2 separate regions of the Homo sapiens genome follow, and region 2 is linked to region 1. A link is an interaction called in ENCODE POLR2A ChIA-PET data of the cell type or tissue named here. Cell type or tissue: MCF 10A. All regions are shown on one strand. Links, peaks and the distances in the headings refer to the core of each region. The heading gives the core; the rest is flanking DNA.

Region 1 (16,914 bases), core at 4,717-9,716:
TATTACCATTTATTTCCTTATTGAATCCACAAGTGGTAATTCATTACTGTTTGTGGGTTTGTGATATTATATATCCCTCTTAGGGAAACTTGTAATTAGGTCAAAGTTTCCCTGTTTTAATATTGCTCCCCATTTCCTCACTCTTATAACCTTATCAAGCCAGTGAAATAATCCCTGCCTTTTGGCTTAGTGGTCCCTCACTGATCTATGAAAAGATAGGTAAACATTGTTCTCCTAATCCATATTGAATTCCAGAATTTATACTTGTAAGAGTGATCTCAAAAATGCTGAATGAAATCATTATAGTCCTCTCTCTCACTTATAAAATATAAAATATTAACATATATCAAAGAAAATAAATTGACTAAAAAGAATATATTGGAAACACTTTCCAGTCAGATATAATTCAGTGATTTTATATTATAATGCAAAAAAGGCAACTAATAGATATCTTAAAAATGGGCAGAAATACACTTTTAATTCTAATTACTTGTGGAAACATCCTTTTATAACATTGTTCCTAGGGACTAAGAAATTCAAACTCAACGACCACTTCTAGAAAATATTACAAAACTGGGGTTACATACAACCAGAAGGCTTAATTATTTTTTAAAAGTTCACTTTAAGAGGTGGCTATTTACACATACATATGTTTTCACACATAACACATATGGCTTTTTTCCTCTCTTTTAAGAAAAATACCCTGTATGTGCTGAAGCCAGTATTCATTCAGCCTAATCTTTTACATTCACTATACAGTGTAACAGAATAAAATCAATGCTTGATTCAGCTATCTGGAAACAGTTTTGTGGTTCCTCCAAAAAGTTAATGTAAAATTACTACATGAATTGAAAACAGGGACTTGAAAACATACTTGTACACCTATATCCCTCAAAAGATGAATGAATAAACAAATGTGATATACATATATACATATTTAATATGTATTTGCATATATGTACAAACATATGTATATATGTACATTTGTATATATGTACAAATATATGGATATGTATACACAAATATATGTATATATGTACATGTATATATGAGCAACTGTGTATATATGTACATTTATACATACTAGTGTGTATGTATAAATGTACATTTGTATGTATATATGTACACATATACATATATCTATAAAATGGAACTATAAAAGGAAATGAAGTTGTGCTACATGCTATAACATAGATGAACCCTGAAAACTCTAAAGTGAGATAAGCCCAACCCAAAAAAGGACAAATATTGTATGATTCCACTTATGAAAAATATGTAGAAGAGGAAAATTTGCAGAGATGGAAAGTAGATTAGAGGTTACTAGGAGATGGGGGATGGTGAGGGAAATGGGAAGTTACTGCTTTTTTTTATTTTTAAATTTTTTTTGAGACAGGGTCTCACTCTGTCACCCAGGCTGGAGTGCAGTGGTGCGATCACAGTTTACTGCAGCCTCAACCTCCTGTGTTCGAGGCCTGAGTAGCTGGGACCACAGGCGTGTGCCACCATGCCCAGCTATTTTATTTTATTTTTGTAGAGCAAAGGTCTCACTACATTGCCCAGGCTGGCCTTGAACTCCTGGTCTCAAGTGATCCTTGAGACCCCGTCTCAGCCTTCCAAAGTGCTGGGATTCAGGCATGAGCCACTGCATCTGACCAGGAGTTATTATTACTTAATGGTTACAGAGTTTCTGTTTGGGATGATGAAAAAATTTTGGAAATACACTAATGATGGTTGTACAGCGCTGTGAATGTAATTAAGACCACTGGATTGTGTAGATAAAAATGGTTAAAATGACAAATTTTATGTTATAGATATTTTACTGCAATGTAAAAAAAATGTAATATACCAAAATCCATTAAACTATATACTTTAAATGGGTGAACTGTATGGTATGTGAATTATATCTCAAAAAAGCTATTTGTAAAAATTAATGTTTGAAGTCCTTCTTCAGTGCTTGAAGATACTGTTCTAGTTCCTTTTCCTTAAAGGAGCTTTCCTGGTCATTCCAATGACCGCTCTCTTACTGTCAACTCATAATATTTTACTTACATATCACTCATTAAGCAATTAATCTTATGCTCCTTTTGACATCTCTGGTTTTTTTAATTACTGTAACACATTTAATATTTGATTACACTTTGCTTATAAAACTAGACTGGTTGCTCAAATTATCAAATCAAGACTCATTTAATATTTGTTTATACTTTATTTACCAAACTAGATTAGTAATAGCGCAGATTGTCAAATCAGGACCCAGTAGCCCTCTATGTCTTCAAATCATCAAAAAATATTCAATTTTATACTTGCACAAATACATCAAATTTTAATAATGTTAAGACAAACTATTCCAGAAAAAATTAATCAGAATACTCATTCTCTGGACATTTCTTTCTTTCTTTCTTTTTTGAGATGGAGTTTTGCTCTTGTCACCCAGGCTGGAGTGCAATGGCGTGATCTCAGCTCACTGCAACCTCTGCCTCCTGGGTTCAAGTGATTCTCCTGACTCAGCCTCCCAAGTAGCTGGGATTACAGGCACCCAACACCACACCCGGCTAATTTTTTTGTATTTTTAGTAGAGATGGGGTTTCATCATGTTGGCAAGGCTGGTCTCAAACTCCTGAACTTAGGTGATCCACCTGCCTTGGCCACCCAAAGTGCTGGCACTACAGGCGTGAGGTGTCGCGCCCAGCCTCTCTGGACATTGCAATTTATAAAGGATGTAACAGATTTAGTTCAGTATAATTATTTAAAAATAGGCAATAATAAAATACTTTGAACAGAAATTTTTTTCTGATCAACCAGTCATTTCTTTTTCCCCAACTGAATCAAAGACATTGTCCAAATAAAACAAATTTTAAAACTAAGTGATACACAAACATTTAACACATACACTACTATTTTTATGACTAAGTAGAAATGCTCAGGAAATATAATTTTAATCATAAGTGGAATTAATTAAAATATGAAATTACATAGATAACTTAGTTAAAATAAAGAATGTTGTAGGGGTCAAACAACATTTTTGTTTACTTAAATAATCTGTTTAATGATTACAGTGACCATAAAATAAGTTATACCTAAAGAAGTCTTTAAGTCATGATAATAAAATAAAAGGAAAACTTCAGAGAAAGGTATAGGAAGAATGAATACATCTTTTTTGTTCCTTTGAAAAAATAGCATAAAATTTTGAGAAATGTATCAAAACAGCAGACTTGGTGTAAAGTCATGTATTTATAGAACAGAAATATATAGACAATGTAAAGTTTCTACCTATTCCCTCAGTATATACTTAAAATGATCATTCAGACTCATATCCTATTTTAATCTACACCAGGTTTTTAAAAAAACTGGTATTTCTGTATGTTTGACATGGCTTTGTAAAAATATTTCTTTCTTGCAGTTTGTCTGAATGACTTGCTCTTAAGTATCTTTAAAAACATCATAAATGTAAACAGTATTAATTCACATGAAATAACTTCTATTTCGATCCAGAAGGCAAAAGGTTTAAGTTTTTAAAATATGGCATTGTCACCTCAAAAGTAAGTATGTTTCAAAGAAAAACCATATTTTTATTCCCTACTGAAGTTGAACCACTTACGTTCACTTTTACAATGAAAATACCCAGCGGCATCTTAGAGATTACTGGTTTTCCAGTAAGAAACATAGCTATTTAGCAAATTCACTTGCCTAAAAAACAGCCAAAAAAGGAAAAGAAATAAAGACGGTCTCTAAGCTGATAAAATGTGTGGATTAAAACTCATTCTTCATTATTTAGAATGTCTTTGTGCCCTTAATCTTTGAAGTTTTATAATTTACACATGATTCCAACAAGCTTGGGTTCATTCCCAAGGTCACAGTATAGTACAAACAAAAAGATGATGATAATAGCAGCTGTAATTTTCTAAGCACTTATTAAGCACTATACACAGGGATGGGAACCAGGAGTAGAGGGAGTGTCTCTAATAGGTAACTATACTGAAAGCTCTGTAGTTATTCAAAGAACAACAACAAATGGTTTGACTCCTTGATCAAGAATCTAAAAGCCTTATGTCCCAAGGGTATGACTGTGTTACACTACAGAATGATAACTAACATTTAAAAAAGACAACTCCTTGTGACCTCAAACAGAAGTCTAAAAAATTTTTAATTTTAACATCATACATTTTTAAAATAAGGAGCATGATCAATGGAATCTAAAGACCTGGATTTGAATCCAGGCCTATCACCTAATCTATCAATGACCTTAGGGAATATTAATCTCCCTCATACTCAGTTTCTCCAAATGTAAAGCAGAAATACTATTTACATGACAGTACTAAAGTGAGAATCAACATATGTAAAAGCAGATAGTACAATTCATGAAAACAGCAGTCAATGAAATACTCTTAAAACTTGACTACCCAGAATAATTTTGTTCTTTGAAATATTTTTGTTACTTTTTAAATGTTTTTACTTATTAGATGTTTAGCTGTTACTTTCATTAGTAAATATGTAAAGTAGATAATGCCAAGATTCATTCAAGTATGTAGCAAATGCTCTCAAATTTCACTATAAACTACCTGTTTGACTAAGTAAGTCCAATTCATTCTTCAGTCTCAATTTGGGTTGTACCCACTCTGTAAAGCCTTCTCACATCTCCACTTGCATATCTAATGAACATTTTGGTCTACCACATCCAAAGTCAAAGTCCTGATTCTTCATCCTCATCCCACACCTTCTCCACCTGAAATTCTTCCCTATGTCACAGGTGATGGCAACACCATCCTTCCAGCTGCCAAAACCCTTAAAATCATCTTTTCTCCTCTTTCCTTGTATCTCACATCCAGCCCATCCAGAAATCTTTTTGGTTGTACCTCAAAAACATCCAGAATTTAACTGCTACTAGGCCACTACCTTCTCTCATTTAGATTACTCTAAGAACCTTCTAACTGGTGGTCCATGACTCCTTACATATAGTCTATTCTAAACATAGCAGCTGGAGTGATCCTTTTTAAAAATACTGAAAGCCCTGGAGTGGCTCCTCAAAGTCCCCACTGAGGCCCTACATGAATAACCCACTCACTCATTTCCTTTGACAATACCTCCTCTTACTCTCTCTCTCCATACCCGTACTCACAATGACAACCATTCATTTCCCTGAGCAAACCAGTCATGCTCCTGCCTCATGCCCTCTGCCTGGAAGACTTTCCAAAGGTATCCACATAGCTAACTTCCTTAATCTTTCCTCAACATCATCTTTTTTGTGAATCCTTCCTCAGCCCCTGAATCCCATCATCACCTAACCTTCACATCCTGCTCCTTTTTCTTTACTTCATAACATTTGTCATCTTCTAAAATGCTATGCAGTTTATTTATTATTATTAATCTCCACTCCTACTACATGTGCCACAAAAGCAGAGACCTTTGAAAGTTTCATTTGCTGATATTTCCCATGTACCTAGAACACCACACAAATATGCAAATTAAATACGGAAATAAAACAATACATTGGATATCTCTCCTTTGCGTCACCTTTAGCATTCTGTACTGACCTATATTTTATCAGTTATCACATTGTACTGTTAACAGCCTATTAATTTTCTGCCTCTTCCACTAGACTGCAGGCTCCTTGAGACAAGGGATTTTGTACTGCTTTATAATGCTATTGCCTGTAATTCCTTAAAGTGCCTGATACTTAGGCATTCCATAATATTTGATAAATTAATGAAAAAAATAAAACCATCCAAATCAAGTGTGTAAGCACCTTTACTATCTCCAAAATATAAACACAATGGTTAAGGGTATGACACTGGAGACTGTTCTGGATTCTGAATTGTGTTAGTGTTTTCAGTCTGGCTCTGGTATTTACTGGCTAAGGACCTTAATCAAATTATTTAAATTCTCTACAATTACTTTCTCATTGATAAAAATGGAAGTAATAATGGTACCTCCACCTCATGTGATTATCATGAATAGTAAATGACAAAAGAATTAGCCCAGAGGTTTGCATATAGTAAGTATTCAATAAATGACATAAATTACTTATTATAAATTAAAATAGAGGCACTATTATAACTTTTACTTTGATAACTTGACTAAGCTAGAATACTCACAAACTTAACCTTTAGAATCTCCTCAGAATATGCCAGTAATTTATATCAAAAATTACTGAGTTACCTAAAATAACCCTGATAAGCATTATGTGAAAGAAACTACCTTAATTCTTTCAACAAAAGAAGGAGTCTATTTACATTATCCCATTTTTTAACATTCCTAGATGTTAGGTTCTATAACATTCTTCAGTAACTACTTTTGATTTTTCATAATCTTATGTTTTCTTTTTATATAATCAACATACCTAATACTACAGTTTAAAAATTAAACATCTTACTACATAGATCACCTGCACTTATATGTCCATAATACATATATACATACATTCTTCCCTCTACTCTGAACAATTTTACTTCCAGAAATAAGACTTTTGAGAAAAAGTTAAATAATTTTAAGTATATTTGTCACTCTTTACTAAATCACCTTTAAGCTTTCTACTTCCCATTTCAGTCGTGTATCCAACAACATGTATATTCCTATTTATATTCCTTTGGTAATATTATATTAAAGATTGAGCAAAACTAAGAGTTCTGTTCCAAATTAAAAAGCCAATGTAATGGTGTTTCTTTTAAAGCCATAAATTTTATTTATCTGTCTATTGTTACTGCAAATGTTTTCCTATGTGCAGAGTCAGTTCTCCATTTTATAAAATACTTGTGAAATTCATTTCCTTTGTAGTTTGTAACACTATACAGAAATAAACAAACATACACATTTTACTTAAGCACTCACACAGACAGTAGACAAGACAACTGAGGTAAGCAGTTTAAATGATTGTCCCAAGACCACAGATGGAGTGACGGCCAGATTTAGGATTAAAACTAAGAAGCTCATTATTCCCTTCTTATATTCTGAATACTTAACATTGTTTTTATATCATAAGGATCTCTTTGCTAATTTAAGAATAAGTTAATTTCATAATTAAAATTGAGATATTTTGAGAATATGTAAATAGAATTATGAAACTTACTAAATCAAGATAAAATTAGAGTTTATCCAAAGTCTCTGAAAAAAATAATCTTTTTACTACATAAGTTATTTTTAAAATTTTGTTTAGAGTGGCAAGAAAGTGGCAGCTTAATATCATTTATCATTTCAATGTCTTTATTTAATAAAGCTAATTTCTTTAACCAAAACCTACAGTATGTGTATGAGCTGGTTGGATTTAAGATACCAAACAGAAATACTTTTTCATTTTAAAAAATCCTCCAAACTTAAACAGTAGTTTCTACTCTAATTGTAAACTTTAACTTCAGGATATATTTATAAGAGATCTATCTATGAAAAAACAATGTTAAAAAGTAAAGAAAACACCAAATACCCTTGCATTTACAGGAGAAAAAGACATAGAGTATAACATTAACAGCTTACTGTGGAGAGTGGGTTTAATCAGGAAGTAGCCATTATCCTTTCGATTCAGAGCAGTGACAGCACTCCAAAACAACAAGCCGTGATATTTTTCAGTTAAAAGGCATGAAAGAATACCTACTATTGTGTCCTAGCTTTGCTGACCCCAAGGGTCAGCATATGTCTTTTATCAAAAGCTATCATGAAAACATAATCCAAGTAAGCATTTACAATGCTCTATTTGTTGAAACACCTAAAATCTACCTAACACAACCTCTCTCTCTCTCAGTTACTCACAAAACATGGCTGTCTTATTCAGAGATTAGCAATTATTGTAATGAGATACTGTCGGAGAGGGTCAAATAGTACTTCCTGCAGTTTACACATCTTGATTTCCTGGTAAACAAACTGAAAGGCAGGTGGAGCACTTAGATCACCAGCAAACGTGAATGCTCACGTGATAAAACTAAGCCAGGTAAGGTTGATGTCTCAAGTAATCGTTCTTTTCTTAATTTTATTAATGTCAAACAGACAATAAAGAGAAGAGGTCTTTCTTCCTTTTTAAAGAAGGGTTTACTCCTCACATAAACTCACATGATAGGAATGCTTGAAAACTGGCACTGTTTAAAAGCAGGTTTCAAAAATCACTTCTGGCAGATAAACTATAAAAACAAAGCAATGCTAACAAATAAGAATAACTGCTCAAAAACCTGCCAAAAATAAAGAAAAGTCTTTAAATTTCAGCTGCTACAACAAAGTACACAAAATAAATTTCTGAGTTATAATAAAAGACCAAAATTAATTGTTTTGTGGTCAAAGCATGTCTATTTTTTTATTTGGACAACTTCCTGCAAAATAAGACTGCTTTATAATTTATGTGGCAGTCTTTGAAAAAAAAATTCCTATGATCAGAAAGTTTACATAATTTGAAACTTTTCTCTACATCATTTTAAACTCATATATCAAAAAGAAAACAAAACAAAATATTTAACCTGTGAGCATTTTTTAAAAACATTGTTAGCTTGAAAACTAAGTTTCTTTGTCCATAGTTTTTTTTTTCCCCCCAAATTGCTGTTTTTTCACTCTCTGAAATTTTTAGTGTAGTTTGATGAGGGAAGATTTAAATTAGCCATGGGTATCAAACAAACAAAAAACCCAACTCCATCAAAATGATAAACTAATTTACTACTTAAAAAAATCTAGATAATTCTGTAAATTCATAAAATTTGCATTTATCTTTAAAATTCTATATTTACTAAGGCCATGCATCAATATCCTAACTATTTAGAACAAGTAAGATTTAATTTTAATGCAAAAAGCTCTTAAGAGCCCGTTACAACAATATAATCATGTTAAGATATTAAAATTATACTACTTAAATTAGGTTTGTATTTATTCATTTTGCAAAATAAAGTTATAATGCACTGAAATAGAACAAAACAGAATGATAACAAATAACAAAAAGAACACCCAGGAGAGAAGACTGTGCCAAGGGTATAGAATCTCAGAACAGGTCTCATTACATATACGTAATATGTCATTTCAAGGAGTATGTATTCGGTATTGAGCCACATTAATGCAAGTTGCTAACATCACTAATCACCACCTTTACTACAATGACACATGAAATAGCAAGTTTTCAAAAAACTACAACTACGAAGTTAACATTTCCAGCTGAATTTCTTGGTCACGTTAACATTAAATAATTTAAAAACCATAGTAGTCACATGGAATGCAAAACACAGTTCTTATTTCCTTTATAGAAAATTTGAGATGTAATTCCTACCACATAAGTAGCTTTGAGTATGTAATTCATACACCAAAACAAAACAAAATTTTAAATCAGAAAATTATTATTTCAATTGTTTCAATGATTTATGACCATCTTAGTTTCCTATAATGTGTCAAATTTAGAGCACGATGAAATGAAAACATAAAGAGGTACAGCAAATAAATTTGATATTTGGTTTCACTGAAGGTGGTTTTTATCAAGAGGCAGTAACTTTTGATATTATGAGTTTACAATTCAGTTAAAAGGTAAGGAACAAAAACCAGTTGGAAAAAGACTTGCCCTCAGAGCTGACAAATGAGAAAAATATATCTTTTCCTTCTCTTGGGTATATTTCAGCCCTACTTATCCTCTGAGGCATTCTTTAACTGGACCTGGTAGTGCTATACAGACAAAAAGCTTCAGAGTGAATTCCCCTGTACTCTGGAAAGTCCAAGAAACCACAGAGCTCAGTCGTCCATATTAAGAACTATGTGCAAAATGAGGTGGGAAGGCAGAGGGAGAGACAAGAGGAGGAAGAAAGTTTCCTACTTTTTGCTTGCTTGCCTTCTGCTACAATAAATAGGTGTTACATAATTATTTATATCCCATCTTATTCCAACATAATTTAAGATGACTTACAAAACTATGAGTAGAAGAACAGAATGCCGTCTTTAAAACTAATATGAATAAAAGGGAAAATAAGAGGACATGAGAAAGATGAAAACACAAGGTAAAGCTGGAACAAAGAAACACCTATCGTAAGGTCTTGCACAAGTCTATGATGTGGGTGGTTCAGCTCCTTAGCAATCAAAGTGGGAAACAAGATCAAATTACAAAATTCTCATTCTCTGTAAGATGTAATTTACAAACAAGCTCCAAAGCATTCTCTAGGACTTAGAATTGAGAGAAGTTTTAAAAATAATTTTCAAAAATGCAACACTGGAGCATACAACAGTTTTCTCAATAGAATCTTTACAGCAATTAAAATAACAAATTTCACATAAAAGTTTCTTTTAACATTTCCTCAGTGCAAGCCAGAGTGATAACATAAGGAAAGATTCCCCAAAATAAGCCATCTTGCTAGGAAGTGTGCAATTCTTATCTGGATCTTTAAACATACACTAACAATTTCCAGAATCTTATGTTAAATTCCATTTTCAAATTCCAACTTCATATTCTATTTTCTTTTTTTTTTTTTTTTTTTTTTTTTTTTTTGAGACGGAGTCTCGCTCTGTCGCCCAGGCCGGACTGCGGACTGCAGTGGCGCAATCTCGGCTCACTGCAAGCTCCGCTTCCCGGGTTCACGCCATTCTCCTGCCTCAGCCTCCCGAGTAGCTGGGACTACAGGCGCCCGCCACCGCGCCCGGCTAATTTTTTGTATTTTTTAGTAGAGACGGGGTTTCACCTTGTTAGCCAGGATGGTCTCGATCTCCTGACCTCATGATCCACCCGCCTCGGCCTCCCAAAGTGCTGGGATTACAGGCGTGAGCCACCGCGCCCGGCCTCATATTCTATTTTCTAAAGTCAGGTTCTTATGCTAGATGAGAGCATAAGATCACATAAAATGAGATAACCAGGGTTCCAGATCAGGCAAAAGATAAAACATTGGTAGGTAGGTCCAGACAATTATAAGGGACCTTTCTTCTTTTTTTTTTTTTTTTTTTTGAGACAGAGTCTTGCTCTGTCGCCCAGGCTGCAGTGCGGCGGTGCGATCTCGGCTCACTGCAAGCTCCGCCTCCCGGGTTCACGCCATTCTCCTGCCTCAGCCTCCCCAGTAGCTGAGACTGGCCAAGGGACCTTTCTTTTTAACTGAAATGAGTTCCTCTTTTCGTTGGTGATCTTCCTTCTATGATCCTGCCCATTACAACAGCTGGGAGTCCAATCTATGATGATGTTTAATCCTCCCCAGTTTGGTATTTCTAACCGTAGTAGATAAATGTGACTCTGTCTTCACATTCAGTTTGCATCAATTTAGATTCATATTTGCATACTTTTAGAACATTTACTTTTTGTTACTGGTGCAGAGGAAAGACAGCAAAACTGATACAAAGGAAATGTCCTATCTCTTATTTTATTATACAAGAAAAAACAAGATCTACCAGTGATGTCAAACGACATGCTACCATGGTATAATATCCAGCCTGAACACTAATAAAATGTAACAATGATGCATTCTGGTTTTCATGTCAGGTAAATAGGTTGTAGCAAATCATATCTTCCTTACTACTGGGTTGGTCTGCTCTCTGCCTCCCAAAGATCCTAAATTTATGTCCTCCTGCCTCCCAGATTATGCTTATGTTGTTTCATATCTCTTCTCCTACCTCATTATCAGTTTAGGTCTCATCACTTTCAGGATGGCTCTCTCTCAGACTCTACTTGAAGGGCCCATAAAAGCTTTCTCTACATAATTTAGCTATATATTACTATATAATTATTTGGGGATTCTCCTTATTAGATCTTGAAATTCCTTCTTTTATATTACCCACCATGAATAACAAAATGCTCAACATGTAGCAAATACTCTAAATACAAATAAACTTACTATAATGCATTAATAAACTGCTGTATATATTTATAACAGCTCATGTTTGTTCAACATAACTAGGATATTTATTATGATTGCATCAATTGAACCAGAAGGCAAATTTTTACCATACAGGTGATTTCTGCATGGTATACAATCAACCCATATTTAATCAAACCTTGGGCTTTTCTGTTTTCAAGCTTGTCAAAATAATTTCAATTGTGAGACAACTTTTGAGAACACTACCAAAAACCAAATCTATTTTGTAAGCTAGTGTCAAACCTCAAAATGACGAAGATTAAATGACAATTTTCATCCAATACAGTTTGATTCGTATTTGAACTCATAACATAAAATTTATGAAGCTTATTACTTTATTACCATTCAAAGAATTCTTCCAATGTGTAGCCATTAAAATTTATTTCTGAACTTCCTATTTTATAAAAATTCAAACCTTAGTAATCTCAATATATAATTCTGCTATTGTAAAAGGTAGTAGTCTTTAGATTTGGCATAATATATACACTCCCTTACCATAATTTCCTGCAATAAGGAAAACCACTCCTAATATTTAAAAATATGTTAGAAAACATACACTGAAGTATCTCATATTATCAACTTAAATCAATCAAGATTCATTCTGTTCATTAAAAAAGTTATAGGATAATTATCATGGTTACATTATTAACCATCTTATAATTGTTTACTTCAAAGAACAAAAGTAGGAAACATTTCCATAATATAAATTGAAATGGCTTTTGAACAAATTTAACAACAAAAGAATATTATTCAATTTTCTTTCTTTTCCTTAAAAACAAAATGGAAAGAGTAAGCCAAAGACAGATACAGATGTGTATATTTTCATTTATTGCAACATAATAGATACACACAGAGGCTGTGAGAATACAATATTCATTTTTCTGCAGAAGAACAGACATTGCATAACAATGAGATTTGCTAATGAAATCAACCATCAACCTGAAATACATATGTATTAAACCAAGACCTCAGTGTCATTTTCTTTTTGAATCGTTTGTTCTTACTTTCATTTTTTTCTCGACCTTTTCAGTATTTTTGTCCTTTAGATTTTAGAACTTATGGGTGAAGCAAAATCAACTCTATATTACAATGTATTGCTTTTTATTCATCACATTTATTTTCAATGTAAATTCCAATTGTTCTGCTTCTATCAGCACTATTAGTGTACCTTCAGAAAAAAGAAATCAATGGATGCTACCAGAAGAAACAAAGGAGGTTTATTTCTATAGAGAATTGTTGGATCTCAGGTCCAAAAAATTTTTTATCAATATTTCACATAAATTCTATGTGAAAACTTTAATTGCAAGGCGAGTGCTTACTTATTTAATAAGAAATAAGAAAATAATAAATACATTTTAAAGTCACTTTTGTAATAATATAATTTCCTCGACAATTTTGACTACTGATAATTATTAAATGAAATAATGTAGGGCTAATATAATCATTAAAATGAAAATTATTCTCAAGTTTTTAAAATAATACTTTTCCCTCAAAATGTTTTACTATCCTGGTCTGCAAATGTTGATTACCAATTAATATTTTCAAAAATAAGTAATACTGGGAATTTTCTTAAAGATTTATGATTTAGTTACAATCTTCAATAAAAGCACAAGACTATGAAAATATTTAATGTGATGTATCTTAAAGAAAAAATAAGTATTAATGTACCCCCAGAATCAATTTATATCCTTTTGAGTATAGGATATTTAACTAAAGAGCTATCTGTGCTATTGGTTATCCATTTACACAAATTAGGTTTTCAATTCACCTGTGCTACAGATAAAATTAACAGGCTAATCTCTGGCATACAATTGCTACTAATTCATAATAATAACAGCTTTAACAACAACAACAACAAAAAGCAGTACTTATACCAACTAAAACATCCAGAGTCAAACAGAAGATTAAGTTTCCTGTTATATTTTATACTACGTTAATGTCTAACCTCAAACAATACCCTGCAAAAATAACCAAAGGCAGTATCAACTACAATTCTGTTAGAAATAAGTAAACAATTAGACGTTCCTTATTAAATGTAAACTCTGAAAGTTGTCACTGACGTCTAATAATTGTCAAGGCTATTTTTAAAACTTTGAAGAATGACTTGAAGCTACAAACCACACAACCACAGAACGATCAATCAATCTAAACACAAGAGATTTTCCTTTAAAAATCCAAAAATTTCTATTAAAATGTCAAAATATACATTAGACTGTAGAGAAACAGACGCTTTAAACGAGTATCTGTGCAATACCAAAAGCCTACTTTTACTAGTACAAAAAAAAAATCCTAAAACATGGTGATAGGGTTTGGAAAGTCATCTAGCTCATTGCTACTCCAAGTATAGTCCACAGACCAGCAACATGGAAATTATTTGTTAAAAATGCAGAATCTTGGCCAGGTATGGTGGCTCACACCTGTGATCCCAACATTTTTGGGAAGCCAAGGCAGGAGGATCACTTGAGGCCAGGAGTTCAACACTAGCCCAGGCAACACAACGAGACCCCATCTCTACAAAAAAATAAAATAATTAGCCAGATGTGGTGGCATGTGCCTGTAGTCCCAGCTACTCAGGAGGCTGAGATGGGAGAATCACTTGAGGCCAGGAGTTCTAGGCCAGCCTGGGTAATAGTGAGACCTGGTCTCTACAAAAAATATTAAAAATTAGCCAGGTGTGTTGGCACGTACCTGTAGTCTTAGCAACTCAGGACATTCAGGTGGGAAGATCACTTCAGCCCAGGAGTTCGAAGTTACAGTGAGCTATGACTGTGCCACTGCACTCTAGCCTGGGTGACAGAGCAAGACCCTGTCTCTAAAAAAAAACAAAAGAAACAAGGCTGGGCGCAGTGGCTCACGCTTGTAATCCCAGCACTTTGGGAGGTCGAGGCGGGCGGATCACAAGATCAGGAGTTCGAGACCAGCCTGGCCAACATAGTGAAACCCTGTCTCTACTAAAAGTACAAAAATTAGCCGGGCATGGTGGCGCATGCCTGTAGTCCCAGCTGCTCGGGAGGCTGAGGTGGAAGAACTGGTTGAACCCGGGAGGCAGAGGTTGCAGTGAACTGTGACACTGCACCCCAGCCTGGGTGACAGAGTGAGACTCCGTCTCAAAAAAAAGAAAAAGAAACAGAAATGCAGAAACTCAGGCCCCAGACTAGACTTACTCAGAATATTCTGTACATTAAAGTTTAGGAAGCCCTGATCTAGTACCTAACAATTTATACACCAATTTCAATAATTTCTGATATAATAACAACCCCTCAAAAAATCCATATTAAGAGACAGAATACTCAGGGAATAATTTATTTGTTGTGCCCAAAGTCCACGGCCTATCTTTTGCTTATTCATCTAAGTCTCATTCATATGGACTACTGATTTAAAATTTGTGGTAATATGAGGAATAAGAGGGCAGAAATAATATGTTTCTATAAACTATTGGAAAAAAATACATATAAAAAACAAGAATTTACACTCAGCAAAATTTTAAATTGATTCAGCAGAGGAGGCCTTTCTTCAAATAAAATATGTGAAGAAGCCCAGTATGTGCTCACACTGAGATTACAGGCTCACACCTGTAATCCCAACTCTTGGGAGACCAACGTGGGAGGATACATTGACGCCAGGAGTTTGTGACCAGCCTGGGCAACACAGCAAGACCCCATCTCTACAAAAATTTTAAAAAATTAGCCAGGTATTAAAAAAATAAATAAAATAAAATTAGCCAGGCATGGTGGTGCGCGCCTGTTGTCGCAGCTACTCAGCAGGCTAAGGTGGGAGGATCGCTTGAGCCGGGAAGTCAAGGCTGCAGTGAGCTGTGATCATGTCACTACACTCGAGCCTGGGCAACAGAGCGCAACCCCATCTCAAAAACAAAACAACAAACAAACCCAGAATAGCAGAAAATAAAGAGCTGCTTTTTGGGGTAGAGGAGGTACCTAGCAGCTGCCAAGATATTTCAATAGAACCAATTCACATGGTTCTGCAGGGGACACTCTGACCTGAGAAAAGGGGATTACTTAAGAGTCTAAAAACAAGTGGAAAAGTTGTTACACTAATCACAAAGTTCACTATTTATCAAAGCAAGTCCTCAAGTTTATTCTGTAGTATTTTAAACTAAGAACACTGGATTAAAATTACATAATTTTTTTGTAAGTAAAATTGATATTTTCCTAAATAAATCCAATCGGCGAAGTTAGAAGTAACTAAGGTTATCTTTAATTAAATTATTTTAATTAGTAGTAGGCCTGTCATTTACAAGGCATTATGTTAAATGCTAGTAATATAGATGAATGGACAAAGTACTCTATTTATCGTCTTGGAAGAATAAAATAAATACATGGTAGTCCCAGCTACTCAGGAAACTGAGGCAGGAGGAGTTCTTGAGCCCAGGAGTTCCAGACCAGCCAGAGCAATATAGAGAGACCCTGTCTCTAAAATAAAGATAAATACATGGAACATACTACCATTTATACCGTAAGAGTGGTATAAATAAAGTACTCTGAGAGCAAAATTAACTGAGGATGTCAGAAAAAAGGTTTACGAAAAAATGACATCTGAAGTAGGCTTTGGAAAGCAGTGTAGGAATTTGAATAACAAAGGTGGGTAGGTGGAGGAACTAGGAAAAGAGGCATCCCAAGGGGAAGGACAACATAAGCTAAGGATCAAAAGCTGAAAAGCACTGGATATATTCTGAGAATAGCTAAGGTGGCTTCCAAGCTCCCTAATAACAGGAATCATGAGTTGTTCCTTTTATAGCAGTAGCACCTATAACACGCAAGAGTTAATATACAGGTTGAATATCCAGAATTTGAAAAGCTCCAAGATCTGAAACTTTTTGAGCATCAACATGATGCCACAGGTGAAAAATTCCATACCTGACCTTATGTGACGTGTTGCACATTATTTAAAATATCATATATAATTGCCTTCAGTTTATGTGTATAAGGTGTAGATGAAACTAATAAATTCAGTGTTTAGACCTGGGTATCTCCCCTCCCCAAGATATCTCATTATATATATGGAAATATTCCAAAGTCTGAAAAAATCTGAAATCCCAAAAGCTTCTAGACCCAACCATTTCAGATAAGGAATACTCAACCTGTACCTGGGCAGCATAAGAGCTTGTTATGTATATACTGTT
Region 2 (16,914 bases), core at 7,246-12,245, 89 kb after region 1:
ATACACTTTTGTTTCTTGTTTTTATATACTAATGACAAGCTGTTTTAGGTCATGTTAGTGGAAATGTCAATTTTTGCCACTTTAAGAGGCGAAAAAGAGGTATGCGTGCTGTAAAAAGTGGTGTTGTGTGTGCTCATGAATTCTACTAGTCTGCTAAAATGCTGGTATATGACACAGTTCTCAATTATTCACCTCCAACTTTTCTCTGTAAAACAGAAATTAGTCACTTCGACTAAAAGTTACAATTAATATGATTCATTGAAATCTGTTATGTAAGTTTAGCCTAAAGCTGCCTCTTTACATATTTTAAATTCAACCTAGAGGCTTCTCTGTACATTCTGAACTATATCTAACAAGCGGAGGTACTATCAGTCCATAGCCCACTCTTGTGCCAATCACCCAGTTTTGGCATATCAAATGTGGCCAACTGTTCCAACTGTGTTTAACTAAGGCAAATACCAAGCTGTAACCAATCCAGCTATTTCTGTACCTCACTTATGTTTTCTGTATGTCACTTCCTTTTTCTGTCCATAAATCTTCTTCCACCACTTGGCTACGCTGGAGTCTCTGAGCTTACTCTGGCTTGGGAGGCTGCTTGATTCGTGAATTTTCTTTGCTCAATTAAACACTTTAAATAAATTTGGCTGAAGTCTTTCTTTTAACAGACTATACCAGGAGCAACAATGACATGGAATCACAGCTCGGTATGTGCATTTATTTTAAAGGAAAAGGAGTAGTATTGTCCTAAAGAACGGATTCTTGTGCATTTTGGTCTCCTGGCCTCTTTACACTCTTAGGACTTGTTGAAGACTCCAAAAGAGTTTTCATTGTACATAGGTTGTAAGTCTTGATGTTTACCATATTGGAAATTAAGACTCAGAACTATTTTAAGCGCTTATTTACTGTTTCATTTGAAGACAACAATGATTAATATATTGCATTTTAGCAAATTTTAGTATTTTTATAAAAATATGCGTGACACCACAGATCCTGTTAGAAGCACGGCCCTAAAGTTTGTTCAAGAATATAAAAGACAATGAAGGACCTAACCTAGAAAGTAAATTTGTCTTGATTTATAGCAGCTAACATAGAAAAGAAGCTACCAAACATTTTATTTTTGTTTTTTCTCCATTTATTTATTTTTTTCTATCTTTTAATTTTTTATTTCCATAGGGCATTGGGGAACAGGTGAGGTTTGGTTACAAGAGTGGTGATCTGTGAGATTTTGGTGCACCCAACACCTGAGCAGTATACACTGCATACAATTTGTAATCTTTTATCCCTCAGCCCCACTTCCTACCCTTTCCCCCTGAATCCCCAAAGTCCACTGTGTCATTCTTATGCCTTTGCATCCTCGTATCATAACTTAGCTCCCACTTATGAGTGAGAACATACGATGTTTGGTTTCCCATTCCTCGGTTACTTCACTTAGAATAATAGTCTCCAATCTTATCCAAGTTGCTGCAAATGCCATTAATTCATATCTTTTTCATATAATGACTTCTTTTCCTCTGGGCAGATACTCAGAAGTGGGACTGCTGGATCAAATGGTTGTTCTACTTTTAGATCTTTAAGGAATCTCCACACTGTTTTCCATAGTGGTTGTACTAGTTTACATTCCTACCAACAGTGTAGAAGTGTTCACTGTTCACCGCATCCATGCCAACATCTATTATTTTTTGGCTTTTTGATTATGGCCATTCTTGCATAAGTAAGGTGGTATTGCATTGTGGTTTTGATTTGCATTTCCCTGATCAATAGTGATGTTGAGCATTTTTTCATGTTTGTTGGCCACTTGTATATCTTCTTTTGAGAATTGTCTACTCATGTCCTTAGCCCACTTTTTGATGGGATTGTTTTTTTCTTGCAAATTTGAGTATTTAAAATGTTCGAAACATTTTAAAGTTTAGAAAATTTCACTCAACATTGATGGACTTGCTTCCTTAGAATACTAGTTAATTCCTTCATCTTCAATGTGAAAGGCTATTCTATACCTTCTGTGTAAAGTGACTAAATAGCAGAAATTCTGTATCCTAACAGAATAACTTTCTGTGCTTATGTTGAGTTCATTATGTCCTTGATCATCTAAAGAAACAAAAATGAATAGCTTCCTCCTCAGGTATGAAACAGGTAAGGTCTTACTTTTTAAAATTTTTTTTTGGTGGAGTCTTGCTCCGTTGCCCAGGCTGGAGTGCAGTGACGCGATGTCAGCTCACTGCGACCTTCGCCTTCTAGGTTCAAGCGATTCTCCTGCCTCAGCATCCCAAGTAGCTGGGATTTCAGGCATGTGCCACCACACCCTCAGGTGATCTGCCCGCCTTGGCCTCCCAAAGTGATGGGATTACAGGAGTGAGCCACCTCCTCCAGCCAGGTTTTCCCTTCTATGTGTATGTTTATTGTTACTTTGATTAAATAAGTAACCAAAGCTTGTTTCTCAGGCAGCCACGACTCTATCTCAATCAAACCCCAAATATCCTAACAACTCTCTATTTGCATTCCCCCAATCAGATCCTAAATACAGAAAAATAAAACTTTCACAATACACTAAATACACTAAACTATCTTTCAGATTTCCCAGAGTGCCTCAATAAGACCACATAGACGTATTCTTTTTTTTTTTTTTTCTGAGACGGAGTCTCGCTCTGTCACCTAGGCTGGATGCAGTGGCACGATCTCTGCTCACTGCAATCTCTGCCTCCCGGGCTCAAGCGATTCTCCTGCCTCAGCCTCCCGAGTAGCTAGTACTATAGGCGCCTGCCACCACGCCCAGCTCATTTTTGTATTTTTAGTAGAGACAGGGTTTCACCATATTGGCCAGGCTGGTCTTGAACTCCTGATCTTGTGATCCACCCACCTCAGCCTCCCAAAGTGCTAGGACTACAGGCGTGAGCCACTACGCCTGGCTGACTTATTCTTTCACCTCATAAAAAAAGAGCTGCTGGAAAGAATTGGGTTTACTTGATATGTTACTCTCATAAGAATTGCATGGGAACAGTGTCAAATCAAAAGAGATATTTAGCTTTTCCTAGGTTAAGATTATATAGATAACACATTATTAGTACAAATATTTCAGAAAACTTATGTTTTATGAGAAATCCCTGGGAATGTGTCAATGTCTTTACTGTCCATTATAATTTCACTCTTGGGGGAAATACTGATCAAAAACTCAAGAAATAATTACAGACGGGTGTGGTGGCTCACACCTGTAATCCCAACACTTTGGGAAGCCCAGGTGGGTAGATTACAAGGTCAGGAGTTTGAGACCAGCCCGGCCAAACAGACCAGCCTGGCCAACATGGTGAAGCCCTGTCTCTACTAAAAATACAAAAATTAGCCAGGCACCTGTAATCCCAGCTACTTGGGAGGCTGAAGGAGTTGCTTGAACCCGGGAGGCAGAGGTTGCAGTGTGCCAAGATTGAGCCACTGCATTCCAGCCAGGGAGACAAGAGTGAGACTCTGTCACAAAAATAAGTAAATAAATAAATAAAATATAGCTGTTAACTGGGTGTGGTGGCAAGAGTGAAACTCTGTCTCATAAATACATACATACATACATACATAAAATATAGCTGTTAACTGGGTGTGGTGGCTCATGCCTGTAATTCTAGCACTTTGGGAGGCCAGGGAGGGAGGATCACTTGAGGACCAGCCTGGCCAACATGGCAAAACCCCATCTCTACTAAAAATACAAAAATTACCTGGGCTTGGGGGCACACGCCTGTAATCCCAGCTACTCAACTTATTGAGCAACTGACGTTTTACCTAGAGTGTCATATTTGAGAACGATGCTTACTTAAACAGGTACAAGTTACTTTTAAGGAACTAATGTTGACTTTACGAGCCCTCCCTGGAAAACTAGCCTGGTCCCTGTCTTACAGGGACTCAGCCTTTTAGGTGATAAGGAAGATCACTTTCTGGCAGGCCACACAAACTTAAGAAATCTGAGGGACTGCCGAGCGCGGTGGCTCAAGCCTGTAATCCCAGCACTTTGGAAGGCTGAGGCAGGCGGATTACCTGAGGCTGGGAGTTTGAGACCAGCCTGACCAACATGGAGAAACCCCGTCTCTACTAAAAAGACAAATTTAGCCAGGTGTGGTGGTGCATGCCTGTGATCCCAGCTACTCAGGAGGCTGAGACAGGAGAATCGCTTGAACCTGGGAGGTGGAGGTTGCTGTGGGCCGACATTGTGCCACTGCACTCCAGCCTGGGCAACAAGAGGGAAACTCTGTCTCAAAAAAAAAAAAGAAAAAAGAAAAAAAGAAATCTGGGGCCTGGCATGGTGGCTCACGCCTGTAATCCCAGCAGTTTGTGAGGCTGAGGCAGGCGGATCACAAGGTTAGGAGATCGAGGCCATCCTGGCTAACACGGTGAAACCCCATCTCTACTAAAAATACAAAAAATTAGCCGGGCGTGGTAGCGGAAGCCTGTAGTCCCAGCTACTCGGGAGGCTGAGGCAGGAGAATGGCGTGAACCCGTGAGGTGGAGTTTGCAGTGAGCTCAGATCGCGCCACTGCACTCCAGCCTGGGCGACAGAGCGAGACTCCTTCTCAAAAAAAAAAAAAAAAAAGAAAAGAAAAAGAAAGAAAGAAAGAAATCTGAGGGATAATTGGGGGTACTATAGTAGGTAAAATCTCGTAGAATGTCCCAGGCTTGCTTTCTAGCCTGAGGAGAGGAAATATCAGTAATTTTTAAATGTCCTAGCTCAGATTCCTTAGAAAAAGTTCAAAAGTTAATTTTGTAGCTTTAGTAGTTGTACATAGTGCATAGGCTCAAGGATACGCACAAGTTAACTCAAGGAAGCCTGTGTAGTTAATATTTTTGCACACCTATGTAAATAAGCCATACCTCATGAGACCGGCCTTTTGGGGGTGATCAGGAAAAATCTTTAAGATAATTATTGTATGATCACATTGCTACAAAATCTTACCAGAACCATTCCTGCCAAACAATTCAGAAACAAATATAATTCCCTAACAAATTTAGGAATATATGATTATCCATAAAAATCAAGAATATACAAATTAAAATAATAATATTCCCACTGTTAAAAAAAAACGAAAAAATATTCTCAACTTCCAATTGCAAGAGTATACAAAATGATACTAATTCTTCTGAGGGGGATTTTTGTGGATATGTGAAAAGAGCCTTTAAAATCTGAATAACATACATTCACATGATCTTGTCCCGAAATCCACCAAACAGGACAAAAAGGACCAAAATTAGTGTGGGAACCAGGGAAAATACCAGTACTCTTTTAATAAGACTGATTCTATATGCATATGCCCTAAGAGGGCAAGGTTCACAATTTAGTAAGTAAGAGAATATTCAGAAATGTCCTAACCCATAACTTTCATAGTTGCCGTTTAGAATCATGGGGGGCCTATAAAAAGAAGTGGGGGGAATCACAGATCTTGGGACACATGTTTGCAGAGCAGAAAATAATCGAGCTACTTTTTTGGCCTCATCGTTTTTATTTTTCTCAACCTTTCATTAGAGTTGAGGAGACAGCTTTGAAGGTGAGGATCAAATCTGACTAAGCAGACAAAAGCTCTGACTCATCACACAAAACTCATAATCCACAGGATTACAGAGAGTCATTCTCTCCCTCCTCCCACTCACATCTTCAGGTGTGCCAAGTTCTCCCTAAAGCAGGGAAACTGCTAAAATCGAAGTTCCACCCTCACATATAGAACAACAGCAAAGATCTCAAGAGACTCAGAGAAAAAGTTCTAGGAAAAAATATATGTAAACTATACTTCCTGTTGCCTAGCTCTTCTTGCCTCTTATTCCAAATATTTAAAATGATCAACATCTATACCTGTAGCACAAATCATAAAACAAGGAACCAAAAAAACCCCTTCAACAACACTGAGGTAAACAAGCATTACCAGTTTCCCAAGCATTTAATAAAATTCAACTTCCTTTCCCGATTTTTAAAAAGTCTAAAGAATCACTTGCACCTGGGAGGTCAAGGCTGCAGTGAGCCTAGATTGTGCCACTGCACTCCAGAATGGGTGACAGAGTGATACCCTGTCTCAAAAGAAAAAAAAAAAAGGCTGGGTGCGGTGGCTCACGCCTGTAATCCCAGCACTTCGGGAGGCCGAGGCAGGTGGATCACAAGTTCAGGAGTTCAAGACCAGCCTGGCCAACATGCAGAAACCCCGCCTCTACTAAAAATACAAAAATTAGGCAGGTGTGATGGCAGGTGCCTGTAATTCCAGCTACTCGGGAGGCTGAGGCAGGAGAATCACTTGAACCTGGGAGGCAGAGGTTGCAGTGAGCCGAGATTGTGCCATTGTACTCCAGCCTGGGCGACAGGAGCGAAACTCTGTCTCAAAATAAAAAAAAAGATAGAAATAGATGCATGCTTGCTTAACATGATCTTTAAAAATACATATAACAAACCAAAAGGTAATATCATAAAAAAAGTTTAAGTACTAGAATCATTTCCAAAGTCAGGAAAAGAGTGCCCAATGTTACCAATACATTGCAAATAGTAGTCAGCTTAATTTCATTCTTTATACAATAAAGTTACAAATACTAAAGGTGGCAAAATTATCTTTGTTTGTATATGATTATATATCTAGAAAACCCTAGAAAATCAACTGAAAAATTATTAAAAACAATAAGAGTAATTCAATCAACAGTCGGTAGGATGTTTTGGGGAAAACTGGAGTCTTCTGGAAGAAAAATAAGTTGGGAATCTAAACTTCACTTCTTTCACTTAGACTCCACCATGCATAAAGATTTCAGTTTAAAGCAAGATAAACCTAGGAGCCATAAATGAAAAAAATGATACACTGGTCTTCTATACCCATATTTCTCGCTATATTGGAAACAACAGTCTAGGGGTAAAAAAATTCCACCATACATATCAGAAATGGGAGTAAGAAACAGGAAGAGGAAAGGAGGAAAAGGAGAACTAAAATAGATAACCTAGCATTGGTATGCTAGAGCTTGCTCATAGTGGCTCACAAGAGTCAACTGATAATTCTTGGGAATTCTTGAAATCTAGTTGTTAAAAACAATCATTATTAATTAAATTATATAAACTTACAGTCAATAAATTATAATAGGGTAATAAACACTCAAAACATTACTTCCTAATTATTTTGCATTTTATTATTTATGCTGTAGGAAGTTATTTACATCTATAGTATGGTTATGATGAAAATACTATACAATGATTGTACAACTACATTTCTCAACTTTGTTCAATAGCATTAAGTTGTAGGATTGAAACAGGCCATGGTGGCAGTTTTTACACAAGCAAAAGACACTACAAATCAAGGCTCTCTTTGCCACATATACAAACCAGTTAATATTTTCCAGAATACCATAAAATATTCATATTCTTTGACCCAGCAATTCAAGCTCTAAAAATGAATCCTACAGAAATAACTTAGAATAAAAAAAGCTGAGGGATGTTTGATGATATTTCATCCCATCATATAATAACATAAAGTGAGGCTAGGCATTGTGGCTCACACCTATAATCCCAACACTTTGGAAGGCTGAGGAGGGTGGACTGCTTCAGGCCGGGAGTTCAAGACCAGCCAGGTCAATATAGTGAAACCCAATGTCTAATAAAAATACAAAAATTAGCCGGGCATGGTGGCATGTGCCACTAGTCCCAGCTACTTGGGAGGCTGAGGCAGGGGAATTGCTCGAAACCAGCAGGCGGAGGTTGCAATGAGCCGAGATCGCACCACTGCACTCCAGCCTAGGCAACAGAGCGAGACTCCGTCTCAAAAAAACAAAAACAAAAACAAAAAACTTAAATGCCCTAAGATTGGATAAATTATGCAGTCTTTTAAAATACTTAATGACAAGAGAAAATGCTCATGATATAATCCAAATAATTAAGAGCTAATAAACAACGGAGAATGCAAAAACTACATAACAGCTACTTCGTAAAAATACATACATTTTAAAAATGGAAATTAAAACTTGTTTTATTTAAAATGCCGTAAGGAGGCATTTCTGTTAGAAGAAATGCTAATATTTGGAACTAGGACTCTCTGAAATTTCTTTCCTCAAGCTCCAATTTCACCACTATGCATTCCCACATTTTTTCTTTCCCTCTAGTTACAATGAAAGAGTATCCCTCGTTCTAGTTCGTGATTATCAGTCTAACATGGATCTGGAACCCATTTCTTCCCATTTCTTACAGAATCTCTGAATTATATCCTCTGCCCCTGTATCTTCATTCACCCTGTTAAAAAAAAATCATCTTCCTATATTTCCTTCCCAGAAACTACCAAATTTCTTTTCCTCCTCCTTACAAAAAAAAAAACAAAACCCCAAAACTATTTAAACATGTTTCCATTTCTATAGCTTTAATCCAAACCACTCCACTGAAACTATTAATGCCAAGGTCACTAATGTCCTTGTCACTTAATCCAGTGGATTATTTTAGTTCTTTCTTAGGTAATACCACAGACACATTTCACTCTATGGCCACTCCTGTCATTTTCATCTTTTGCAGGAATAGGTTCATGACACTAACCTGCTGTTTCATTAATGAACACCTTCATTTCAGTAAATATTTCATTTCAACATAAAACAAACTAATAATGCATATAGTAGCCTGTGAATAATAGAATTTTGAACATTTGAAATTTTTATCAATGCTTTTCTGTATTTTTAAAAACTTTTATTAATATTTTATAGTGAAGAAATACATTTTTAATTTTAAAGAAAAGTCAAAGGACAATGAATATGATTAACTGTAAGAAGGAATAAGTAACTGGCAAGTTGTACAGCTGCATATACCCTTTTAACATAAACAGGCAAATGACACAAATATGATATGGGAATTTATTTTTTTTAATTCCAAGTTATATTCTCAAATAGTTTTTTTCCCTTTCTTATACATGTATTTTATATTTTATTTTATTTTTAGAGGTAGGAGTCTTACTATGTTGCTCTGGCTGGTCTCACACTCCTGGCCTCCAGCGATGTTCCCACCTCAGCCTCTCGAGTAGCTGGGATTACAGGTGTGAATCATCATGCCCAGCTATTTTTAATTGACACATAATAATTGTACATATTTGTAGAGTACAATATTTTGATACTCAAATAGTTTTAATTTAGGCATCTAAAATGTAATAGAATTACTTACCAGTATGATAAGCCTGCCTTATCAAAGAAGCATAGTTTGAATACTCTCAATATATTTAATAAAATTAGTATTTTTTCAAAAGATTCCTGTCACAAGAGGTTGAAACAAAATTACAACCAAAACATGACAATGCTTTAAAAAATTGACCTTTAGTTATCTAGCTCAACATTCCTTATAATAGAAATTTTAGAGAATACAATATCACATGAAAATATGGTATAGATAAATGTTGATGGGAAGTTGGGCCTTAACATAGGCATAAAAGGACAGTTTTACTAGCAGAAAGGAATGCAGAATCATTAAATGTCAAAAAATTAAAAATATGAGAAATAACTATAAAAAGTTTGGTGAGGAGGGCATTTTTCAGCTTAAAAGTAGGAAAATTATTGTTAAATCTAAAGAACTGAAAAGTTAATATATTTTGTGTGTGTGTGTGTGTGTGCGCGTGTGTGCGCGCGCTAGGAGAGAGAGAGAGCCAGGATCACACTCTGTTACCCAGGCTGGAGTGTGTGCATGCACAGGAGAGAGAAAGAGAGAGAGACAGAGACAGGATCTCACTCTGTTACACAGGCTGGAGTGCAATAATAGCTCATTGCAGCCTTGAGCTCCTGGGTTCGAGCAATCCTTCCACTTCAGCCTCCCAAGTAGCCAGGCCTACGGGTGCATGCCACCACACCCAGCTGATTTTTTTTTTTAAATTTTGTGTAGAGACCAAGATCTTGCTATGTTGACCAGGCTGATCTTGAACTCCTAGCCTCAAGTGATCCTCCCATTTTGGGCCTCCCAAAGTGCTGGGATTACAGGTGTGAGGCACTGCACCTGGCTTGATAAGTGATTTTTATTTATTTCCATGGGTAGCTGTAGGATTATTTTTAGCTCACTTTTAAAGTGCTGAGATTATAAATATAGAAATAAACATGTATTTTTACCCATGTACATGTAATTAATTTAGTTGGTACCTGCAGTATATTAAATGCTACTTGGAACAAATAAAATATTTGCAAAAATAATCTATTTCACAAAAGGTGGCTCATATTAAAATGCAAAAGGTCAAATTCAAGGTACTACGTCACAGAACACTTCATTATAAAAAAAAAACAGCTGGGCCCAGTGGTGCATGCCTGTAGTCCCAGCTACTCAGGAGGCTAAGATGGGAGGATCTCTTGTGCCCAGTTCAGTCCAGTCTGGGCAACAGAGCAAGACCCTGTCTCTAAAAAATTAATAATAATAAAAATTTAAAAACAGTAAACTTCTGGTCACATTCAATTTAGCTTTTCTTCCCAGGCATGCCTTATTCCTACCTTCCCATTTCACACACAGTACAAAAACATTTTCACGTTCTTTAAAACAATTCTTCTCTTTTGTGAGTTTTGGCAAGTGTACCTACAAACAGGCTTCCTGCAGCGGGAAGGGCAAAGAGAGCTTTTATCTAACTGTCTAAAGTTATTACATGTTCTCTTCCTGGACCAAGTGTTTACTATTCACACTGCCCTTCCCTAACCCTTCAACTTTTACTTCAAATCCCCAAGGCATGATTACAGATAAGAGTTATTTACCCAACAAGCTGCAGAAAATATTAATGACAAGGCACAGAAATTTAATGCTAAAATACTTACACTACTATGGACAAAATCTTGATATGTTCCAAAAGGACTTGATTACATAACAATGCTCCACTCTGACTGCATTTAGAAACCTTATTTAAAATTGTCTCCTTTTTTGTTGTTTCTGCCCAAACCCTAAGAACACTTAACTTTGGCTCCAAAGTAACCCCTCTTTTAAAATAAAGAGATTTGACCCACAACTCTGTCAGTTAATGTTGCCTTGCAGAGCCTGTTTTTCTCAGCATGCTGCACTAACAACCCAGAAACGAAGAAAAGGTCATTTTGTGACTTATACACGGCTCCTGATTTTTTCAAATGTTGAAGATAGGTTTTGGTGCTTCCTATGTCATCACAATGGTTTATGTTAACAGTAATACATTACCCAAAGATCAGAAGCATGTTTCAACAACCATGTCATCATAGAAACCAGAAAAGATAGTAAGCATGGCTTTGAACTAAACTTAGACACTAGATAACTTTTTATTTCCACTGTTTTCCATCTTTAATTTACCTCAAAACTTATCCTTGTACAAGATAAAAAATGGTTACATAAAAGTTTTAAGGTTTTCTTATGACAAATCTCTTGCAAGTAAATGTTCATCACAATACTGCAAATAAAACATTTAATATGCAATAATAATAAATTTCATTATTATTATGATGTAGTAATAATGAAGTTAGGAAAAGACTAACTACTAAAATTTATTGTCCTTGGCCAAGACATTATGTAAAAGATCTTTCATACATTTGTGTTTTGAAAATTTTTTAAATCTTTCCTTTTTCATACTCTTTTTTAGTGGGATTTCTATTTTTTTTTTTTTTTGAGACGGAGTCTCACTCTGTCACCCAAGCTGGAGTGCAGTGGTACTATCTCAGCTCACTGCAACCTCCGCCTCAAAAAAAATAATTTTTATATTTTTAGTAGAGACAGGGTTTCACCATGTTGACCAGGCTGGTCTCAAACTCCTGGCCTCAAGTGATCTGCCTGTCTCGGCCTCCCAAAGTGCTGGGATTACAGGCATGAGCCACCACGCCTGGCCCTCCTTTTTGTCCTTATGGATATGCCCGTTACTGGCAGTCCAGCAGTCTGCTTGTCTTCTGCATTCATCCGAAGGAACTAAAAGAAGTAAAAGTGTTTTTTGAGCCAGAGCCATCATCATGGAGAAAAGGGATACACATATATCACCCTCTGCTCTCTACTCAATGTTCTTAGCAGGGGGGATCATGCATTAGATTTCCAGAAAAACTGTTCACAAAAGCATAGGAAAAGAACCAAGGAAAAGGGAGGGGTTCTGGTTAATCTCAAAACAGAAGATTTGAATACCTCTAACCAGAAAGGGTAGTTTTGTCAGTTTTAACCCGGCCTTCACAAATAAGCCTATCACTGAAATGGAGGATTGAAACTGATTAACCCATCTTCTCCAGAAAAAGCCAAGCAGTCAATTTTGAAAGGAAGGATCCCATGACATTTTCTTTTCCTTCTAGTGGAAGAGGTATGGGTTGGGGTGACCTTGAAAAGGCAGAACCATCCCAGATGTCAAATGGATTGGCTCTAATATAGAGCTCTAGCTCTATATTTGTTCTATAATAGGCTTATGCAGTCCTTCTTTTCTTGGATCTTTTCTTCCTGATCTGTGAATATTCAAAATTTAATTGTTCTTGATCTAGTTCAATGCTACCTAAACCGAAGGGCCTTTTCTAATTATTCCAATGAGAAGCCATCTCTCTCCTACTATGAACTTCCATAAATTGTTATCCATAGCTCTCCCAGAGCATGCTTGGAGATAGCATTCAATAAAAGCTTAAAGAATGAAGGTAGATGCCTCCTCCTTTTCCTATTATTAATACTAGAATAATACAAATGTATCAAATATGTGCAATTCTGTGGTGGATGTCACTGAGTCACTTTACTTTTTCAAACAACGTCTAAATTTTCTGTTTTGCTGGGTTACTAATACAGTATAGAAAAATTCAGTCAGGCCAGGCGTGGTGGCTCATGCCTGTAATCCCAGCACTTTGAGAGGCCAAGGTGCGCAGATTGTTTGAGTCCAGGAGTTCAAGAGTAACCTGGGAAACATGCTAAAACCCCGTCTCTACAAAAATACAAAAATTAGCCAGGCATGGCAGCGTAAGCCTGTAGTCCCAGCTACTTGGCGGACTGAGGCGGTGGGGATCCCTTGAGCTCAGGAGGTTGAAGCTGCAGTAAACTGGGATCGTGCCACTGCACTCCAGCCTGGACAACAGAGTGAGACCCTGTCTCCAAAAAAATAAAAAGTAAAAATAAAAATCCAGTCCATTAACTCACCCTTCTTCTTTTCTAAATATAATTATGTAATGAGAACCAGAAAAGGCAGACAAATAAAATCCCAAACCTGCATTTTAGTCAAAAACTAAGAACCCCTCTTCATCAAGAAGTGGGGAAGGCAGGGAAAACCAGATTTGTTTGAATTTTCCTTCCTTTATTCTGTGATGAGATGCTAAAGAGCAGAGAAATAAATGAAAGGACAATAGTCAAAAGGGAGTGAAGAAGACATAAAATAATTTACAAAATGCCTGATATAATCTCAAATAATGGAAAGTTAACTAATTATAGTTATGATCCTATGCAACTCAAAACTAAAACACAATGCATCATCCTTTAATAACCTTTGGATTTGTTGTTTAAAAAAAAGTACAGCCTACTATCAGCTGGATTAAATTTGGCCATATATTCTGTTATATTACAAACCTATCCAGCCATTTCTGAAGCCAAGAAAGAGTAAAATGCACTCTTAGGACTGGTACTCAACCTTGAAGTGCTGAGAGCTACTTCATCATCTAGTGTGGGGACAAACACATACATGCACATGTGAGCCTAACACCATGTGTGGAAACGCATCATTGTAAATCACTCAGGTATTCACTTATTTTAATATACACAAATCAAAGCACAGCTCCCTGTGATTCCTAAAAGGAGAGCTGAAATAGCATTTAACATTTTCTCCTCCCACCCTTCTCACTAAAAGCTTGAGACACAAAGGTGTTCTCCTCTTTCCTTACAGTTATTACTGACAACATGCAGGAAACTATTATAGCTGGCCTAACTTACCAATACCACCTAAATACTGTAAGAGCATACCTGTGCTTAATACTCCAGAAGTGACTCAAAAAGCAAAAGAGACTCCTTATTAGATTTCTTCTAAAAAACTAGAGTAACTCTATAGTTTTAGGATTAGCATTATTCTAATCCAGTTATAAAGTCATGCCAATTTTCCCTTCTATCTTGCTTTACACCACCACTCATAAGCTAAAAGTATTATACTACTTTTCTACATATTAGATGACATTGTTTTAGACTAATTAATCACAATCTACTGTTAATGTTGTTTCCCAAAACTATGTATAACTAGTAAAATATTATTAGCAATATTTCCAAATCCAGGATAATTCTGTTATTGATCTATGGACAAAATCATAAAACACATATTCCAAAAATTACAATAGTTGTATAATCTAGGTTTGTTTGGTTGATTCTGGCCGTGACAGGTAGGACATGACCTTTTACACTTGTTTCCTTCAAAGCTTCTTCATTTTATTCAGCATTAAGTTTAAATTAAATATTTAAAATTGAACCTGTTCTGTGTTGCAAACACAGCTAAAATAAAGAGCTTCTGTAGCAGCAGTGACCAGATTTTAAATGCAGGTAGATCAATAAAAAAAAAAAAAAATCACCAAGCACAGGCTCCATGTGAGTGGAATGGTTTATAATAGCTTGCAAATGACTATGTGCTTGCTGTAACCAGCTGTTCTTAAATTATGAATATGCAACCAATTCATGTTAAAGCCAAATCCCAGCACTATTTCTACAGAGAAATCCCAGTAGTTTTGCTTGTTCTACATGTTAGCTGTGTTAAGGATACAAATAGCAGTAAGCTTCTGAACAAATAGGACCGAACTATTGGCATTTCATGCACTAGGTCCATTATCACAGCAGGCAATGTCAATCATTGGTACATTCCTATAACAGCTCAGGCAATATGACAATGATCTCATAGGAAAAAAAATCAAAATCTCTGCAGCATACTCAAAGTCCTTCTGACAACCTAATGCTTTCTTACTACAGCCAATCAGATTGTCAGACCTGACCTACTAGAAGACTTTCACCAAGCTTGAAACATTTAAAAACATCAATCATAAAAACAAAGACAGGACACTGAATTATACAGTATTAACCTCTAGGGTTTGCATACAAAGACCTTAGATTTATTTATGTCCTAGCGAGTTAAGAGCTTCAGTACACCGTTCTTTACACCAAACTGACTGCCAATTTGATGAACCTCTCTGCCCTCAGCAGGAGTGCACCGTCTTTGATTAATGAGTGCATGTTTGTGGAAAAGTGTTAAGAGGAGAAAACAGGAAAAAACACCCAATTATGTCTACACATAGCTGAAGTACTAATCCAAGAATTATCTTCAAACCAAATGCTCCTTTTTCTTATATACCATGCACACATGTGCACAACACAAAATTAGTAAAGGTTCTTATCTATGTTGCCATCATTATTATTATCCCCAATATGCAATAGTTTTTATTTGAATGAAAGGCATTCAAAAGCCAAAGTACAAGTTGAATTTTATAAATTATAAAAACTATTTTTAAAGCGTTATCTTTTAAAACAAATTGAAATACTCTTACCTTATATAGTAAAAATTTAAGTATGTGGAATAAAAACTATATTTTCACCTCATATTCTTATAAAACCCTATTAAGGTTAAAAACTCAATGTTTAACTGTAAATATCCATACTTTTAAATATTTTATATTTCAAACTCTATTATGACTGCCACAAATCAAATAGCACTCAAAATACATTTAAAAGTCATATATATTCATTTACTTTTCCTGTTTTCAATAAACATGTGGCCAATATTTTATAACTCAATATGCAGTTGAAAATGAATTAAATATATTTATTACCCATAATTTCATACTTAATACGGTCAACAGAAAAAACTGTAAATCAAAGTTTGAACTTTTAAAATGACCTTTCTATTGAGAATTACCTTCCTTCTAGAAATCTGATGCCTGAAAATTCCTACTTAAACTACAGGATGTTTATGTGTAGTACAATTAAGACTATATTATCTCTAAAGATAAACTAAGCATCAGGAGTCCTTTAAAAAAAAGTTCACATTTCATACACAATTCAATGTTCCTTAATTTGATTTATATGAATATCTACCTCAACAAAAATATGTTATGAGTAAATACATTTCTTAAATATTGAGTCATAGTCAAAGGTAACAGAATGATTTTCTTTTTAAGGAGTTGTATGGCTACTATGTAAAAAGGGTTGAGAAAGCATAATGTCTGAATATAAATCTTAGCTTTAGTCAGTAATGTACAACCTATTTAAAAGGAAAGGGTCCCTATAAACTTTGATTTCAGGAAATCATAATTCTGGAATCAATGGCATAAGTGTTAAAAATTTATATTGTAGAGGAAGTTTTGAGCAAATTATATATTCTAATCAATTTCATATTTTAAGTATTTATTTTTGTAATGGCAAATTATTTTAAGTGTTACAAATTTTATGCTCTTTGAAGAATTATTTAAATGCCTAATACACCTAAAGACCTACAAATTAAAAGTCAATAAATATTGGGACTAGAAAAATTCTCTTAACATAGTAATAAATAAACTATATTATATCCTTAAATCTTATTTACATGAATTTTTTAATGGATGTTTCTGTGTTGGGATTATCACTTTTCATTCTTCCTCTTTTCTCCCTCCCATTTCCTCTACCACCAAAAAACACCATGCAAATAATTAGAAAAAGTAGAATATATGTAGGCACCAATGGGATGACACCATTTTAGTATCACATATTTAGTATGACACCATTTTAGTATCACATATTTAGTATCACACATTTTAGTATGATAGCTGAAACTATCAATAAAAGTTATAACAATAAAAATATAATTTCATTTTTTAAAAATCATTAAATGTCTACTAGTAAGTTATTTTAGATCATAGTTTGTATGAATTTTTAAATAACATTTTAGCCTCATTATAAAGAAAAATTAAATACAAAACTGCCTCTTTCCCCAATAATTATTTCTTTTCTTTTGTGATTACTTCCTAGAACAAAAGTTTAAAGAAACAGCCAAATGGATTAACATTTATTAAAAAGGCAACAGT

What was found. ChIA-PET counts read pairs that join two places held together with the same protein. Peaks named below come from ENCODE experiments on the same cell type or tissue, not always from the same donor. Only the 100,000 strongest peaks of a DNase experiment are listed, where the experiment ranks them.
Region 2: POLR2A ChIA-PET joins it to region 1 with 16 read pairs; 14 of 35 experiments call an interaction of 5 or more read pairs at or near these places.

What each region holds. Positions count from the first base shown.
Region 1 is chr2:159,508,815-159,525,728 of GRCh38, forward strand. All of the region lies in intron 2 of BAZ2B (bromodomain adjacent to zinc finger domain 2B), which reads right to left. Among named protein-coding and RNA genes, the nearest start is that of BAZ2B-AS1, 98 kb to the right of the region's middle. In MCF 10A, for the core only: no CTCF peak of the experiment used is centred there; a DNase peak (open chromatin) is centred at 7,817.
Region 2 is chr2:159,595,387-159,612,300 of GRCh38, forward strand. All of the region lies in intron 1 of BAZ2B (bromodomain adjacent to zinc finger domain 2B), which reads right to left. Among named protein-coding and RNA genes, the nearest start is that of BAZ2B-AS1, 11 kb to the right of the region's middle. RefSeq lists an enhancer at 3,845-4,345. In MCF 10A, for the core only: no CTCF peak of the experiment used is centred there; no DNase peak of the experiment used is centred there.